Linked DNA regions of Homo sapiens: all the other regions are linked to region 1. Evidence: read pairs that join two places in POLR2A ChIA-PET (ENCODE). Cell type or tissue: HepG2. All regions are shown on one strand.

Region 1 (2,500 bases):
CGGTGCTGAGAGCCACCTGGGCTGGGACCACAGCAGGAAAAGAGCTGCGATGCAGCCTCCGTCCACCACTCCTCCTAAACTGCACTTCCATGCTGTCACCTTCCCGAAGCATGGCTCTCCAGAGCTCCCCTTTGCCCAGTCTTAGGGTGAGGGTGTTTCCAGCTGGCTCCCCGCCCCATCCACAGGTTGCTCCTCTTAGCACCTCCTGTGCTCTCCCTATCTACAGCCCATCTGGAGTAGGTTCTGCTTTGTGGCAGCCCGAGGGGCGGTGCTCAGCCTCCCATGAAGGGGGTCTTCCCTCACAATCGGACTGCTGGCTGCCTTTGGCCTCGTCTGCAGGGAGCAGGGCGGGTGGGCTGGCTGGGACGGCAGCAAGCCCTGCTTACAGGCCCAGCGGACCCTCAAAGGTGCAAGGACTTTCTGAGGGTGCAGGACCTGTCTGACTCTCAGAGGCCCAGGCAATGAGAAAATGACAGGCAAGATACAAACAATACCAAATCATTTAATACGTGCAAGAAAGTCCGAAGAATTCTGATATACCCCACGATATGCTTTTTTGGAATAGCCAAAAATGAAGTTTAAAAAAACGTTTTCCACATGCCTCGGCGTCCTGCGTAGCCGGTGGTCAGGCAGAGCTCCCTCTCCCTGGCGGGTGCGGGGCGGCTCCGCCCCAGGACGCTCCCGCCCCTCCCAGATCCCAGCCCCTGACCCCCGCCCTTCCCGGGCCGCTGGGCTCACTGTCTTCAGATAATCCAGCAGGTCCAAATACAGCAGGTGGATGTTCTGGCTGGTGATGATCTTGATCATTGTCTTCTCGATGTTGTTCTCCAGCTGGCGGATGATCTGGGGCGGACCGAGGGCGCAGTGAGAGGGCGTGGGGACCGGCCGCCCGGAGGGTGTCGGGGCTGGGTTTTCTCCGGAGAGGGTCGTGCTCTCTTAGCCCCGCCCCTCCCGTGAGCCCTCCCCAGGGGACCCGCAAGTCCCGCCCCCCGGTGGCCCCGCCCCTCCCGTGAGTCTTGCCCCAGTGGACTCCGCCCCGCCCTCCCAGCCCCGCCTCTCCACCTGCAGCAGCCGCAGCTCCTCCTTGCTGGCGTCGGGCTGGCTCCGCAGGCTGTCCAGCTCCAGCTGCATGCTCTCCAGCTTCTGCCCGCGCCGCCGCACCAGGTGGATCAGTAGGTTGTGCATGTTCACGCGGTCGAAGACGTACTTGCGCAGCTTCTCCCGCACCACCTGGGTCGGGAAGGGCACCGCCCACTCGTGGTTGCGTAGGGGGCCGCCATGGAGCCCGCCAGCAGGCGGGCGGGTGGAGGCTCGTGGCAACCCCACAGGGAACCTGGGGCTGGGCACCTGCTCCGTCCCTCGTCGGCTCCGCAACATCTAGTGGGGGGGTGCTGGCAGGGGTGGGGAGGGTTGGGTCTCGAGGCCCCTCCTGCCTGGTTACCTCCATGGTGCTGCGGCAGTGCGCCAGTCGCAAAGGCAAGTTTTTCCCGCAGGCCTTGGAGATGGTCCACTGGTCATACTGCGGAGCGGCGGCGGCTGAGCTAGAGCGGGCCCTTTGCGCACCCGCAGCCGCTGGCTCCTCCAGGCATTCTCCCCAGGGCCTCTTGTATCCCACGCTAGCCCAGTAGCGAGATCCCTGCTTCCACGAGGAGCAGAGAGCCGCGGGACCCCATCCTGGCCATCCAAGTTCGGAGGCGACGTGGTAGGGGGGTATGCAGAGGAGGGCCTGGGTGTCCCCTAGCTGGCCGGAGAGCCAGAGGGGGCCCCTGCTGCAGGATGTGGGCTCACAGATGCCAAGCCCTCGGGTTGGGTGGTGGGAAACCTGCCCACCGGATGCTGGGGTGACTGGAGCCCAGGGCACAGGTCCTAGCAGAGCCCCTCCTCACATGCCCCCTGGATCCAGAAAGATTGGGGTGGGGGTGGAGAGGAGGTGCCCGCCCTCCGAGTGTGTGTGTACTCAGCTCCTGCCCTGCTCGCCAGGCAGAGGGGAGGGGCGGCGTTTGTGTACCTTCTTGGCCAAAGCCCAGTCCTGGGCCCCGCGGCGGATGTTGCTGCGCAGGAGGGCCAGCGTGGCCTTGTTCTGGTCCATATTCTCTTTCACCCCTTGGATCTGGAGTGCCCGACACTGCTCTGTGGGCAGGTGGAGGGGACACAGTGGCTAGGATTGGGCCAAGGGCCTGGCCTGGAATCCCCTGGGGGAGGCTTGCATCAGGGAGGCCCCAGGCCCCAGGGTCCAGGGGGATGCCCCCTCCATGGCCAAGATCCCTCCTCCCGCCCTGTCCTGGGGGACACCGCTCCACTGCCCAGCAGCAGCTGTCTGAAGGGCTCTCAGTGGACAGGTGCGGGGAGGTGGACAGGTGGGGAGGGTGAGGCAAAGGAGAGGGATGGCAGGGTCCTGTGGTCCCGTCCAGATTTGCTGCCCATGGAAGCAGGTGGGTGTTTTCCTGTCCATTCTGGCTTTGGGGCCCGTGTTGCTCTTATGCTCACGTCTCCTTGAAGC
Region 2 (2,500 bases), 540 kb after region 1:
TTTATGTGGCTTCGGAATTCCTGGGAGCTGCTCCTGCTCCCTGCCTCTGTCCCCACCAGTGCTGACAGTCCCTTTGCCCTCCAGGAGACCCTCAGACCAAGCCCGGCCCTTCCTTAGCAGGGAAGCCCCGGGCTCCAACAGACAGCCATGTGGGGAGCTTCAGGGAACGCAGCCGACGCTCCTGCGGCAGAGAAGGTCCTTGTGGCCCACAAGAAGCCAGCGTGAGTCGGGTGTGGCCGTGCCCTTCCTGTGGGCTGTGTGGGGCCCGGCCTTGCTGTGTGGCCCTGAGGGGTCTCCTGGTCCATCCCATGGGTGCCCCAGGGCCCTTCCCAGCAGATGCCTTCAGTTCTGAGGTTTGCCAGTTCTCTGGGTCTCACCCTAAGACTCAACACCTGGGCAGAAAAACAGACTTTTTTTCCATGGTGGCAGGGCCCAATGGGAGGAGGGGAATCTGGCAAGTGGGGGTCTCCACAGCCCTCTTTTGAGTGGTCTTTGTTCCTTTACCGTGGTCGCTGGAAGCACAGGGGCTCCATCCAGCTACGGGAGGTGGACAGAGACAGAGGCCACACCCCAACAGTGTCATTTCTGCAACGTCTCTCCAGCAGGTGGCTGAGGACAGCATGAGCGAAGAGGGCTTGGAATCGGGGCTGGATTTTGCTGAGAGCCCCGTGGAGGAGTCCCAGGAAACCGAGAGCTGGCGATCGGGGGAGCAGAGGTGTGGGGCTGAGCTCCCTGGAGCAGGGGTGGAGCGTGAGGCACGGAGACGGGTTCAGCCGGTACCCCCTGTCCCCCTGCTGTGGGGACCCTCACTCTCTCCTGGCACACCTGTGCTGCCGGGGCACAGCCCTGCACCCACCCTGAGCCCTCCTGGGTCTGACCCACTTTTGGAAATAAAAATGTCACCCATGAATCAGCCCAAGGTCAGCAGAGCGGCTTCGAACCCCCTGGGAGTGGCAGCCCCACCCCCCTCTCTGCCACCTGATCCAGTGGGATTGAGACTGGATGCCCCCAAAGACAAGCCCTCGGGGAGCCCTTGCCCTCAGGGTCACTCAGGTGGTGGCAGAGGACTGGCTGGGATGTTTTTCGAGTGTGAGCTGTGGACTGAGCCTGGTGGGGTCCCTGACAGTGGGCCCTGGGGAAGAGGCCAGGAGGACCAGGATCCCCACAGGGTTCTCCACGAATGTGCTTGCAGGACGGAGGCCTGTCAGCAGGAGGTCCCCGGCATCTCCTCCACCTGGCTGGAGGCTGCCCAGGCCGCTGCCTCCCCAGGTAATGCCCCAGCCCCCAGCCCCTCCTTCAGCCATCGAGTCCCCACTAAGGGTCCCCCAAGCCATTTCTACATCAGAGCCAGCTTCTCCCCACAATACGCAGCCCCTGCCTTCCCCACTGCCTAGCTGGGGGGCTCTGCCCACGCACCTCCCCATCACAGGGTTGCCAGGGGAGGTGAGTGACGGTCAGGGATCCTCTGTCTGGATCCACCCACATCCCTAATGAAAATAAAACAAGGCAGAGCCAACCAGTCAGTCCTTGAACCACAGCTGTGGTGCTATGAGGCCGGGTGCCCGAGGCTCGGCAAGGCCCCTGGACATGACTCATTGCGTGTGGGTGGGGGTGGGCGTGGTGAACCCCTGGGTTGGAATCACAAGGGTCGAACACGCTGGCACCCTCGACGCTTTTCCTGCCTCTGTTCAGGGTGTTTCTCTGTTCTGACCTCCTGGCTTTGGGGGTCGTGGGATATGCATGGGGTCCAGGGTGCAGAGGGTGACCACTGTTGATTGCCCCCTCTCTTAGCAGCTCCTGTGGTCCCTGAGGAGGCGGCGCCCCCAATCCTGCACCAGGGCAGTCCCCTTCTCCCCACCACCTCCTCCTGCGGTCCAGGCTCTGAGTCTGCTTCTGGAACCTGCTGGGGGCCTTCGGAAGAAGCCACGGTGTCATCCCACACCTCCCCAGCAGGCTCTGTGAGCAGCCTGTCCTGTCCCTCTCTCTGGGAGTTCCAGAAAGCAGCGGCTACCCTGATCCAGCTTTCTGGGAGCTCCAGCTCTCTTCCCAGCTTGGAAGCTGAAGACTCCCCAGACGAAGGTTTCAGCTGGCCTGGAGAGCTCTCTGCCCGACACTCCTCGGGGGAAGCTGGCCTGCCTTTGTCCTGGCGGTCAAACCAGGGTGAGCCTCGGCCAGGCAGTGCTCCTGGGGGTGGAGGATGGGTGACCTGGCAGAGGCCCCAGGGCCGCAGGGCCGGCCCCCTGCGTGGCTCCTCCTTGGACACGGCCATGGCAGAAGTTTCAGCGCCGGAGCAAAGCCCAAAGGCAGGCTGGCTACTGCCTTTCCCAGACATCCCCTCTCCAAGGTCAGGGTCAGAGCTGTCAGAGGCCTCCAGCAAAGTTTGGGAGGAGGACTGCGAGGAGGACCTGCCAGAACCCTGTACCGGGGCCAAGCCAGCCTCGGGGAGCTCCCTGCCTGCAGGTGGCTCACTGGGCCTTGGAAGCGGCGTGGAGCCCCAGGT
Region 3 (2,500 bases), 220 kb before region 1:
GGCACAGCTGGTGCCTGGGTCAAGCTGAGGCGGCATCTCTCTGCCTGGCCTTGCCTTCTAGGGCTGGGGTGCCTCGGCTTCTGGGCTGAGTCTGGGCTGAGGCTGGGCTGGCCTGGGCTGGGGCTGGAGCGGCCTGGCTACTCTCCCTTCATACTCCTTCAGGCTCTTGCACTCACTCTGCTAACCAGCTGGCCAGAGGTCAGAGGTCACTGCCCAGAGGGGGTCCTTTGTCCTCCCCTGGGCTCTGTAGGCAGTGCCACACCTGAAACGTTTTCGGGGGGAGAGTGCCAGGGCATGTGGGCCTGCACTGGCTGAAAGGAAAGGAATGCTCTGGGAGTTATGGCAGAAGGGGTGGTGAGTGGCTCTTTGACCTCTGACCTGCTGGAGTCATTCGCCCCAGAACGCTTGGCCTGTAGCCCAGCTGGGGCCAGGGCTCTGTGCCGCCTTCTCCCTAACGCTGCTTCTCCTTCCTGACTTTCTCTAAATTTCTCCTCTCGGCCTCTGTCTCCCTCCCCTTCTGGATTCCTCTCTCTCTCTCTCCCCTTTCACCCCCGACCCTGCCCTCTCCCGTGGGTCTGCCAGCCTTCTACACAGCGGCGCCCCTGACGTCTGCCGGCATCCTGCCTGTCATGCAATCGCTGTGCCCGGACGGCCAGCGAGACGAGTTCGGCTTCCTGCAGTACGCCAACTCCACGTGAGTGCCCACCCGCCCCTCGGAGCACCCACCCCTCCCCAGCCCATCCAGTGAGTGACATCCGCCATGGTGCAGGGTCACGCAGCTGCTTGAGCGCCTGGACCGCGTGGTGGAGGAAGGCAACCTGTTTGACCCAGCGCGGCCCAGCCTGGGCTCAGAGCTCGAGGCCCTACGCCAGCATCTGGAGGCCCTCAGTGCGGGCCCGGGCACCTCGGGGAGCCACCTGGACAGATCCACAGGTGTGCCCTGTGCAGGGAAGTTGGGGGGCAGGGCTGCGGGCAAAGCTCTGCTGTCACTGGGCTGAAGCCCACATCCACTCTGGGCCCCTCCACCTGCACTGAGTTCCCAGCCACGCACAGGCTGCAGTGGCAGAGCTGTGGTGTTGGGCTCGGCTCCGAGCGCATGTGGGGGCACCTTGCCAAGGTGCAGCGGCCTCTCAGCCTCGCCTTCCTGCCTGTCCAGTGTCTTCCTTCTCTCTGGACTCGGTGGCCAGAAACCCGCAGGAGCTCTGGCGTTTCCTGACGCAAAACTTGTCGCTGCCCAATAGCACGGCCCAAGCACTCTTGGCCGCCCGTGTGGACCCGCCCGAGGTAAGGCAGGGACAGCTCCCAGCCCTGGCCACTCCCTTCTGCCCCAGCCACGCCCCCTGGTTGCTGAGCCATCCTCAGGATGCTCAGCCTGAGTCACGCCCAGACCGTCTGAACCTTGCCCCCACCATCTGAGCCACGCCCCCACTCTCTGAGCCATGCCCCCACCATCTGAGCCACGCCCCCACACCTACATCGGAGCCACGCCCCCACCATCTGAGCCACGCCCCCACTCTCTGAGCCACGCCCCCACCATCTAAGCCACGCCCCCACACGTCCATCGGAGCCACGCCCCCACCATCTGAGCCACGCCCCCCACACCCCATCTGAGCCATTCCCCCACACCTCCTAGGTCTACCACCTGCTCTTTGGTCCCTCATCTGCCCTGGATTCACAGTCTGGCCTCCACAAGGGTCAGGAGCCCTGGAGCCGCCTAGGGGGCAATCCCCTGTTCCGGATGGAGGTGAGGGCATCCATGTGTGGGATGGGCCTGGAGTGCTGCCTGCCTCTGGGGGTGCTTCTGCTCCGTGGGTGAGGAAAGGGCCCCTTTGGTGACTTGGAGCTCCTCCTGGGAGAGGGGGAGGGTCCCAGGGGTCTATGGCAGGCATGAGGGGTAGAGGCATGTCGTGGGACCCAGGCAGCCCCAGAGCCAGCCAGTGGGTGGGGCAGGGTGAGGCCTGAGGCCCTAGTGGTTGGGGACAAAGTCCTTGCCGTGGCTCCACGGACCCCTGTGCCCATCCCAGGAGCTGCTGCTGGCTCCTGCCCTCCTGGAGCAGCTCACCTGCACGCCGGGCTCGGGGGAGCTGGGCCGGATCCTCACTGTGCCTGAGAGTCAGAAGGGAGCCCTGCAGGGCTACCGGGATGCTGTCTGCAGTGGGCAGGCTGCTGCGCGTGCCAGGCGCTTCTCTGGGCTGTCTGCTGAGCTCCGGAACCAGCTGGACGTGGCCAAGGTCTCCCAGCAGGTGAGGCCCTGCCTGCCCACTGCCCGCTGCGCTGCTTGCTGCCTGAGTTGAAGGAGGGGCTGGGACCGCTTGGAGAGCTCAGGGCTCCTGGGCCCAGGCTGTGCGTGGGATGCTGCCTGTGGGTGGGTATCCAATGGCACCATGGCTGGTGCCCCACTCCTGCTCACCATCCCAGCTCCTGTCCTGGGCTCCCGTTACCCAGGCTGCAGACTCCCTCCCAGCACCCCTAGCTTGTGTCTCCCTGCTGCTGTCTCCCT

What was found. ChIA-PET counts read pairs that join two places held together with the same protein. Peaks named below come from ENCODE experiments on the same cell type or tissue, not always from the same donor. Only the 100,000 strongest peaks of a DNase experiment are listed, where the experiment ranks them.
Region 2: POLR2A ChIA-PET joins it to region 1 with 5 read pairs; 1 of 35 experiments calls an interaction of 5 or more read pairs at or near these places.
Region 3: POLR2A ChIA-PET joins it to region 1 with 7 read pairs; 9 of 35 experiments call an interaction of 5 or more read pairs at or near these places.

What each region holds. Positions count from the first base shown.
Region 1 is chr9:136,798,732-136,801,231 of GRCh38, reverse strand. It overlaps CCDC183 (coiled-coil domain containing 183), which reads right to left. Exons shown (of 14, transcript NM_001039374.5): 2 at 2,009-2,130; 3 at 1,442-1,519; 4 at 1,063-1,230; 5 at 739-843. Among named protein-coding and RNA genes, the nearest start is that of CCDC183, 3.6 kb to the right of the region's middle. RefSeq lists enhancers at 1-303, 988-1,691 and silencers at 687-896, 907-1,066, 1,075-1,251. In HepG2, no CTCF peak of the experiment used is centred here; DNase peaks (open chromatin) are centred at 1,101 and 1,931; H3K4me3 peaks cover 2,387 bases.
Region 2 is chr9:136,254,426-136,256,925 of GRCh38, reverse strand. CCDC187 (coiled-coil domain containing 187) reads left to right here. Exons shown (of 26, transcript NM_001378188.1): 23 at 85-221; 24 at 603-715; 25 at 1,193-1,269; 26 at 1,792-2,500. Among named protein-coding and RNA genes, the nearest start is that of QSOX2, 9.9 kb to the right of the region's middle. In HepG2, CTCF peaks have their summits at 606 (motif pointing right) and 2,442 (motif pointing right); a DNase peak (open chromatin) is centred at 1,555; H3K4me3 peaks cover 711 bases; H3K27me3 peaks cover 2,316 bases.
Region 3 is chr9:137,021,135-137,023,634 of GRCh38, reverse strand. ABCA2 (ATP binding cassette subfamily A member 2) reads left to right here. Exons shown (of 49, transcript NM_001606.5): 4 at 583-694; 5 at 770-933; 6 at 1,157-1,284; 7 at 1,634-1,744; 8 at 2,025-2,243. Among named protein-coding and RNA genes, the nearest start is that of LINC02908, 5.1 kb to the left of the region's middle. RefSeq lists an enhancer at 463-1,042. In HepG2, no CTCF peak of the experiment used is centred here; DNase peaks (open chromatin) are centred at 1,364 and 1,664.